Regions from separate parts of the Homo sapiens genome. Here region 2 is linked to region 1. A link is a contact called in ENCODE Hi-C or POLR2A ChIA-PET data. All regions are on one chromosome and are shown on one strand. The core of a region is the stretch at or near the end of the contact, and the rest is flanking DNA. Distances in the headings are between cores, read along the strand shown. Region 1 holds the start of PRSS2 (serine protease 2). Region 2 holds the start of EPHB6 (EPH receptor B6).

What was found. Hi-C counts contacts between places; a loop is a spot of excess contacts on that map. ChIA-PET counts read pairs that join two places held with the same protein, here RNA polymerase II (POLR2A). Pooled maps may share reads with other maps.
Region 2: a loop to region 1 is called in a pooled map, with 2.5 times the contacts of the local background. The contact joins the promoter of EPHB6 here to the promoter of PRSS2 in region 1. A Hi-C loop is called at or near these places in 2 of 168 maps with a recorded cell type or tissue (B cell and PC-9), 6 of 37 single-sample maps with no recorded cell type and 11 of 50 pooled maps. POLR2A ChIA-PET finds 5 or more read pairs at or near these places in 8 of 52 experiments (B cell, CD4-positive, alpha-beta T cell, CD4-positive, alpha-beta memory T cell and 5 more).

Annotation. Positions count from the first base shown.
Region 1 is chr7:142,768,426-142,773,298 of GRCh38, reverse strand. It overlaps PRSS2 (serine protease 2), which reads right to left and starts at 2,329. Exons shown (of 5, transcript NM_002770.4): 1 at 2,277-2,329; 2 at 1,091-1,250; 3 at 1-33. The coding sequence starts at 2,316. It also overlaps TRB.
Region 2 is chr7:142,852,664-142,857,058 of GRCh38, reverse strand. It overlaps EPHB6 (EPH receptor B6), which reads right to left and starts at 1,983. Exons shown (of 20, transcript NM_004445.6): 1 at 1,674-1,983.

The DNA.
Region 1 (4,873 bases), core at 1,080-3,579:
ATGTTGTGCTCTCCCAGTCTCACCTGGATGCGGCTGATGGGCAGGGCAGGCATGGTGAAGACCTTCTCCCACAGCCAGGGCACCCCTCCCACCTTTCCATGGGTCCTTAAGCTCCCTGCTCATGGACAGCTCTGGAGGCATGGGGTGGGGTGTGTGGCCATATTGCATGGGCAGGAGAGCAATGTGGGTCAGTGCAGGTGTGAAACCCAGGACCTTTCTGCTTCAGAGGTTGGTGGTAGTGGAGTGGGGAAGAGTCAAAGGGATCCCACCAGAGGCTGCTCCTCAATCTGCCTTCCCAGACTCTTTCCCATAATCTCCATGTCACTAGCACTGTGGGCACAAGGAGCTCCTTGAAGTTTTCCCAACATTCTTCACTCCAGGCCTTTGCTAACTGTGCACAGTGCCTGCTCCTCCCTCCATTCTTGGCCTGGTGAGCACCACCCTTCTGTGTAATCTAATCCAAGGGTAGCCATAGCATTAGCATCTCCTGGGAATTTGTTAGAAATGTAAGTTCTTGGTCCTTACCCCCACCTACTGATCAGAACCTTGGGGATGGGTCCCAGTGATTTGTGCCTTAACAAGCCTGCAGGGAGTTCTGATGCATACTCAGGTTTAAGAGTTCTTGGTGTAGGCAGCAGTTCTCAGCTCTGTCTATACACTCTACAGTTACCAGAGGTAGAGTGTGAAATACTCACTGATATTCACACCCTCTTCCTGATAATTTTGAGTTAATTGCCCTGGGATAGAACACAGGGATCAGTATTTTTAAGTACTCATTCTTAGGTGGCTTTAATGTGTAGCTAACCAGCAAAAGTACTAGCCTGCTCTTCTCACTAGCTCTCACCACCCCAAGATCATCCCTGCCTGCTTTTATGACCACAACCCTTGCTGTTTCATGGATTTGCCTGGGTGTGAGGGCTTCCTGTCTTGTGTTCACTCTCTGCTCTGGAGAGTCAGCTGCTGCCAACAAGTTTTCTTTTCCACCATCTCTCTCGTCCGTCCTACCCAACCTCAGTACTTCCCTGGGCTGAATCCAAGCTCTCCCAGGCAGCCTGGCTGGGAGTTTTGCAGTCAGGGGCCCCACACTTACGACTTGTAGCAGTGACCTGCTGACACCACCCACTGTTCGCTGATGAGGGAGCCACCGCAGAAGTGGTAGCCAGAATTCAAGGACACCTGGTAGGGGACAGAATTCTCCTCACAGATGTAGCCCCCAACGATCTTGTCATCATCATCAAAGGGGGCAGCAACTGGAGTGGAGATGGGAAGGGAGAAGGCAAGTCAGTAGCATGTTAGGGGTGGCGCTCCCAGCCTGTGGCTGCTTCCTGCTAATTAGAAAACCTTAACAAGCTCAGTGAGGCTAGGCAAGGGGGGGAGCGCTGCCAGCCCTGGTGATCATCACTGGATGTGGCTCCCAAGTCTCTGTGTCTGCAGGGCACGTAGCTAGGTACCCTGTGGGGGTTCAGATCTCTCCTGGGGTCACCAGGCTGAGGACGCAAGGAATATCCTCACAATACTTCCAGTGGGATAGGATTTGGGATGTGGCTGTCTCAAGCACTGAAGTCTTCTCTCTTTTATTCACCACCTGTGTACTCCACCTGGTTATTTAAGCCCCGGATTGTCTGGCTACTTTGGCCAAGCTAGGAAAACCCCCTGGCGACATCGACTTGGCCATGACCAGTTTCCCCCTCAGCTCAAATCTGCCCAGTGAGGGCAGAGTTGAGGGAAGCCCCAGGCTCACTTTTGCAGAACAAAGGTATACGTTATTATTGGTCAAAACAACAGCAATTCTTAACCTTGGCTGCATGCCTAGAAATGTTAAAAATCACCTGGGAAGCTTAAAAGCCCAGAACACAGGCTGCACACCAGACAATTGAAGTGAGAATTTCTAGAGTTGAGTGTCTTGCATGAGTAATTTCAACCTCCCCAGGTGCATTCGAGGTTAAGAGCAGCTATAGTGGTGCTATTGTGGTGCTGTCAGAGCCAAGCCTGAAGCCTACTGCTTCATTTCATGGGCCAGCCCCACCTGGTCTCCCTTCCCAGCTTCTCCAACCACAGCTCGGATATGGATGAATAACAGCGGTGGGAGTGAAATCAAGGAGAAGGTGGAACAAGTGAGGCTTAAAAAGAGCCCAAGGAGGATGGGAAGAAGAAATGCCAGATGGAGGAAATAGAATATCACAGCACAGTCAAAAGAGGAGAGGTGGCAAGAATGGCAGGGCATGTGTCTGCCAGGGAAGGGTTGGTTGAGGCCTGAGGCAGGGCGTGAAACTCACCAGCAGCTGCAACAAAGGTAAGGATCAGAAGTAGATTCATGGTGGTAGAGTGTGCCTGATTGCTGGTGGAGAACCCGTCTTTATACCTCCCGAGGATGGGGAGAGGAGGTGTCTGTGAGGTGAGGGTCACTGCTCCTCCCAGCACAAACACACCTGCAGCTTTCCCCTTCCTATGGTCTTGCATCAGTATGTTTGGCCACTCTGTGGGTTTGTGATTCACAGGTGATAAGGAAACTTGCCTTCTGAGAGCAGAGAGGGAGACCGGCTGTTTCCTGGAAGGATGCTGATATGGGAAAGACAGGGGAAGCCAAGCCCCAGATCACACAGCTGGGCTTTCTTAGGCCGAGGAGATGAGGGTTAGAAGGAGGGAGAATGGCCTGGCTGTTTAGGAATATATTTTACTATTGGGGTTATATTTAATGTACTTAAGGAAGGGCAAGTGTTGGTAGCAAGCTTGGCTTTTTAGTGTCCTGGAGCTCCCAGGAGAGGGGCAAAGTCTTATCTAACTAAGGCTTGTTCCTGTGAATATGAAGATGCTTCTCTCCAGTCACTCAGTGGGAAAGTCAAATCCAAGGCTTTGGGGAATGAGAATTCCAACATTAAGGGGTAAGGAGAAGAGAGACTCAGCATTCCATAGGATGCTGGGCTTGAAGATGGCTCTCCCTCCTACCACGGCATAGGGATGAGAAGAAGGAGGGGGCACAGGTTAGGTAGGAGCTTACTCAGTGCATCTGGAGGATGGAAAACCAATGGCGCACTCCTCCCCTTCTTCAATGTGAAGACATTTGTCTCTCATGTGCATCCTGTCATAGGTTCTTTTTATGCAGCCTCATGGTTGCCCTTGCAACCTGCACTCAGGGTGATTGAAACTGACCCACCTGCTTGGGGCTGACAGCCTGAACCAGAATGACATGCCCCTGATCACATGTCAGAGTTTGGACCATGGTAAATCTGGGTTATGATTTGATCTGAGAATCAGCAGTAGGTAGGGATTTGAGCACATGGTAAATGGGTGACATATTGGGTTCAATAACAAAGATGTGGAGGGGTGGGTCTAGAATTTTCTATTTTAGATGTAGTGAGATTATACTTGGCTCAGTACTAAGTGAATCTTTCTAGAGAATATCCTGATTTGAGCCCTACCAAGGGTACTAAGATACAGTCGTGTAATTGACTGAGGCATAACCTGGCCAGAGCAGTGTGGAGATGGAGATGCTGTCTGCGCTCAGGTCTAATAATGTAAGGAAAGGAGGGGCTTCCTTATGAGGGTGCTTTCCCTTCTCATCAACTCTGAGCTAATGTTGGTGATGGGCAGGAGTGAGCAGAGTTCAAGTTTGAATTCTTTGAAAGGTAAAAGAAGCAGGGATGTTCTGGAGACAGTGAGCAAAATGAGAAAAGCTCAGAAACTTGCTGGAGAAATCGGACATGGCCAGGGGGCTAGAGGGAGGAAGCAAATGGAAACCAGAGGTAACTGGAAAAAAATACCAAAATAGGGTCCATGGTGTTGAGAGGACACACAGAGTACCTTCAGGTTCAGCTCCTGGCATGGCCACTGAGGCAGCTTCCCCACAGCCAGGAGACCCACTGCTCTGAGGCCCCCTCTCTCCCCGGTACCCTCTCTAATCACTAATAGGCTGATACCTAACGCTGCTATGCTTAGATGGTGCATGGTGCCTGACTGCTTCACGGGAGTTTTCACGTAAGCAACAGTGGTACATTGCTCTTTGTTTATGCTGAGTTTCGCAGTTTAACTTCCCACCAACGTGCTAATGGTGACTTGTGTGGAGCAAAATTATTTCCATTTATAGAGGAAGAGACTGAGATTCAGAAGGATTCTGTCTTGCCCAAGAATACAGATCTTGGCAGAGCTGACCATAAGGCCAACAGAAGCCATGGAGAGCATTGTGAAGTGTGGGAATTGCTGCACGTGGCATCTAAAAGGAGATTTATTGAGGATCAAGGCAGAGGTCCCCAGAGGACAAACTGTACATCTGATTCCTTCCTGGTGCTTTTCTTCCTGGCAGAAATAGATGATTGAATTCATCTTTCTCCTGGCACCTTTTCTCAGAGCCTTACCTTGCCACAGTTCCAGACCCATCCAGGCCATGACTGCCATGTAGATGACACACCTCTCTGCTCATGAATAACTGGCCAAGCCTGAGGTAGCTAGGTTTTAGAGCATTGATAATATGGGGTTTTGCTGTGTTGTCGCTGAACATGTTATTTCATTTTGTCCCCTTGTCATGGGGTCTTCACAGAACTCCTGCCTTAGAGGATAAGGAGAGACTCTTGCTCTAGCAACTATAGACACCAGTGTGCACTAAACAGGGAGGTGAACCTTGGTAGAAGATGGAGAATTTTTTTGGAAAAAGGGATTTTTGGATCAGGGCTTGTAGCTCTGACTCTTTTTCTGAAAGGTAACACCCAAGAATTGAGGATTTTCTGTATCTAGAGCTTGAAGACTAGCCTTCTCCAGTATTTTGTGCTCTTCCTTAAGCGATCACAGTATAGTCTGAGGTCAGCTTTCTTCAAAAAGGAATGACCTTACAGGCAGAGGAGATAGCTATAGGTGAAGACTGTTACCTCATACTGTAGAC
Region 2 (4,395 bases), core at 734-3,233, 84 kb before region 1:
GAGCATAAGGGAGGGTGTTAAGGCAGGAGGCAAATGTGCCTGAGAGATGAGTAAGTGGAAGGTTGTGGAAGAAAGCCCCTGAGTGCCAGGAGTAGCACCTGCGTCAGCAGTGCCTGAGGATGTGTGTCTACCTGGTGGAGTGTGTAAGGGAATGTGTATGAGATGAGGTGGGCGGGAGCAGATGCTGTCTGTGTAGATGGGGGCTGTTGCTTTCCTGTGGCAGAAGATGCACATCAGTGCTGGTTCCGGAGTGGTTCCATGGGCCCTTCTTCCTCACCTTCGGCCCCTGCTCTACCCCCAGTCTGGCTGTGAGTTGCTCTTGGCCCCAGGAGGTACTTCTGCAGAAACACCTGGGCTGGGAGAGGGAGCCAAGTGGGGGGCGGGGAGGAGTGGGTAAAGAAAGGGAAACCTGAGGCTTCCCAAACCCTCCAGAACCTGCCATCCTCCTTCTACCTAGAGTGGGAACTCAGGGTCTAGGGCCCAGGCTCAGGACAGAGTGATAGCAGAACAGCCGTCCCAGAAGGAGGATCCTGCCTTTCCCATGCTCAGCCCACCCCAGCCTGTTGCTCCCCAGCATTCTGGTAACTCAGTGTCATTGCCAACCATCTTTTTGCACCCTGAATGGAGTAATAGACTCCAAACAAGTCCTCCTTCTGAGGCCACCAGGTAAGTACATAGACACCCCCACGCTAATCTTCCTTTGAGAAAAAAGGCCCACTGCTCTGAAAAGCCAAGTGGCCCCACTGAGCAGCACTCAGAAGCCTCAATGCTCCAATGCCCCTTACTTGGGCAGCTTCTGTGGTCTACTAACAGCCCCACACAGCTCCCTCCCACTGGTCTCTCAGCTCAGGACCAGCATCTCCCCTCCTAGAGCCTCAGTCAAGTTCCCCTGGCGGGCGGAGGGCCTGGGTTAACTGGGAACAGACCCAGCAGCTCCGCTCCATGGGCGCTGCCAGGGACATTACAACATTGCTATGCTGGGTCCATGCCAGCTCCCCCAGGGATGGGAGGAGAGAGGGTGCCAGACGGCCAAGATCGGTGGGTGGGGGTGTGGGGCAAGCAGGGCCAAGCACCCAGATGGAGGGAGCAGAGCGAGGGTGGAGCTGGGGCAGGAGCACGCAATAGAATTTGGTTGCACGTTGGGGGTGATGGCTGGGCAGCAGGAACCAAGCGTTCCTTCCACCTCCAAGGCTTAACTGTGGTCATGGAGCTGGGGGGGACAGTGCCTTGTGGGGAGCAGGGGACAGGTGTGTGGTCAGCCTCCTGACTCCTCCCAGCTCCAAGGGGATTGGAGTGATGCCACTGGAGTCAGAGGGGTGGCAATCCTGTTCCAAGCGTGGAGCTCCGTCTCTGCGAGGACCCTCCCAGATTAGGACTCCCAAGCCAGAGCCAGAGGAGAATGTCTGGGAACGCAACTGGGGGATCCTAACAGCAAGGGTAATGCGGTGTCAATGATGCCAGGTCAGAGTGGAGTGAGAGGGGAGTAGCCAGGTTGACCGTTTCCTCACCCTTCATGAACCCCACTCTGGCCTTGAGGAAGGATCCTCAGTACTCCCTCAGGAAGCCACCTAGGGGCTGAGGAGCCCCACTACTCTTGCAAACCTTAATTCCTCTGTCCCCAAGCATACTGTCCCCGACCCCCACAACGCCGCCTGCTAACCCCGCGGGCTCACCTTCCCGTTGGCCGCAGTCTCTGCAGGTCTGCGCCCCCCGAGGCCTCGCAGTGGACCCGGGGCTCCTGGAGCTCGCACGGTGCCACCCGCGTCTTCTCCAGTCCGGGGACCCCGTTGCACCCGGCCCGGGTCCGTTCGGCGCCGAGAGTCCCTGGGATTCCGGGGTGGACCTGACGCTGGCGGCAGGGGCTGCTCCAGAGGTGGGGCGCCGGGAGATCCTGGGGGCCCGCGTCGAGATCGCCGTCGCCAAGCTGGGTCCCGGGTCCCGCCGCCCGCTGCTGTAGAGCCGCGGCTGGAGCGAACGCAGCCCGGCCCGCCCCCTCCGCGTCCCCTCCCAAGCCGGCCCGGCCCGCCCCTTCAGCCCCTTTGGCCGCCTTCCCACTCCCTTCTTCCGGGGAGCCGAGCCCGCCCTCCCGGCCTAGGCGGTGAGTGCGCGGCGCCCGCTCCTCCGCCCCGGCGCGCGGGGGAGACGCGGGGCGCGCCCGGGGCCCCGCCTGTGCGCCGGGAAGGGGGCGGCCTCCTCCCGCGGGTCTTGGCCGGGAGGATCGCACGCGTGGGGCGCCTGCAGGAAGTGGGAAGGGAAGAGGCTGTCTGTAAAGCCCCTGCCTGGGCTCGGGCTCGGGCTCGGCTTGGGTCGGACACCCGCGGAGCGAAGCGCAACTGGCGGACCGTGGCAGTTCAGGGCAGGGCAGAGCCCTGCACACACCCCCTCGCGCCTCCCTCCTCTTCGGCTTTAACTCTAGGAACTAAAACAGTGGGGCTCCTACTCAGCTTGGAACTAAGGTGGGCGTGAGCTGAGCAAGAGAGAAGGAAGGAAAAGCAGGGGGTGGAGGGAAAGACAAACTGAGAAATCTGGGAGAGTACGGGCGGTGGTAGGGGGAGCCGAGGCAGCGGGAGAGGGGGGCGTCTCGGTATGAAAGCGTCGCCGTGCTAGCCGGGAACTCTTTTCTCTTTTCGTGTCTGGATCTTGGTCAACGTTGGGGCTTCTGAGTCGAACCTCCCTCCATCTACCCTCCCCAAGGGGCAGGGCAGTCGGGTTGAAAAGGGGAAGCGCTGCTGTACGCCTGGCTCTGACATGGCTTGGGCAAGTCGCTGCACCTCTGGGTGCCTCCTCCCTCGCCCGCGCTCCGGAGAGAACCTCCCTGCAGTGAGGAGGGGCGGTGCAAGGTGCTCTCAGCTGGCGCCTGGAGGCAGGGTTGAGGAACCGAGGGGGCGCCGCGAGGAAAAGTGTTTCCGCCCACCTCTAACCCCTTCTCTAGCCGAGGACGGGGATTTGGGGTCTATTGTTTGGGTCCTACAGAGCTGGGCTGGGGCCTTGCCACGAAGTGTTGCTACCACCTGCTGGTTTTTCTAGGGAGCACAAGCACCCGGTGCGATTCCCTTTGCCCCCTTTTCTCCCTGTATCGCCCTGTCCCATCTTGCTCTCCTGTTTATTAAAGCAAATGGGCTGATCAAAACTGGTACTTAAAGAGCATTCAGAAGCCGAAGAAAATTGTGAAAGAGATCTATGAGCCAACAAACACAATAAACAAAACAATGAAACTCAGTAAGAGTCACCTGGGAGAGACAAACAGGCTTTAATGAATTGACTGAATGAGTGATAGAAAGATAAAGGCTACCGAGCAAGTTCCCACTTGGCCAGGGGTTTGTTCACTCTTAATATCAGGAGTCAATAAATAAGTCTGATAGTATTTAATGACTGCATTTGGACGTCATTAATAATTCCACTTGTACTGACGGTTCTACTTTATCTTGTTTCTTCCCTTTGCCCTGAAACTCAGTGGTGGAGGGCTTCCTTCATTTTCTGGTTATCTCCAAGGCTTTCAAAGACTTCTGCAAAGAAACAGAATTTGCATTGTGTGTGGAATTACGTAACTCATACATTAACATGCCTGATTGCTAGACATCTATGGTTATATTGAAAACTTAAAAAAAAGACACATAACTAGATTATGTTAAAATAAAAATATGGACAAAACCAAACCGTAGTTGTTACTTTATAAAACCCAGAAATTCCTGTAGTAATTTGCAACGTATCCTGTATTGACATAACAGTAAAAATATCTGCCTTCTTTTCTATTTCATGATATACCTCATATTAGGTGACTATAATATGAAATGAAGTTTTTGCTGCTCAAGGCTTGTGTAATTAGTTATATTTGTCTTGTTAATAAAATTTGAGAGGCATCTAGTTTTCAAAGGAAGTGTCATACTCAGGATGCAAAGAGGTTTAAATTTGTGATTAGTCGGCTTTGCATCCTAATTGCCTATGTCTTATCAAACCAAGTTTTAATGGTAGGTGGAGAGCATAGAATGCATTGTTAAAGTATGCTGCAACCTGCAGCTATTAAAAAGCAAAGTAATGAATTCCTTTTTAAAGTTTAATGTAAATTTTTTGCTATAATTTGTTTGGTGCCTGGGACACTCCAGGTGCTTAGAAGTGTTATAGAATGAATCAATAAAAAATAATATTTAAACTTTTTCTATGTGGATGGGCACAGTGGCTTATGCCTGTAATCCCAGCACTTTGGGAGGCTGAGGTGAGAGGATCACTTGAGGTCAGGAGTTTGAGATCAGCCTGGCCAACATGGTGAAACCTCATCTCTACCAAACAATACAAAAATTAGCCAGGCATGGTGATGCATGCCTATAGTCCCAGACACTCAGGAGGCCAAGGTGGGAGAATCGCTTGAACCCGGGAGGCGGAGGTTGCAGTGAGCCA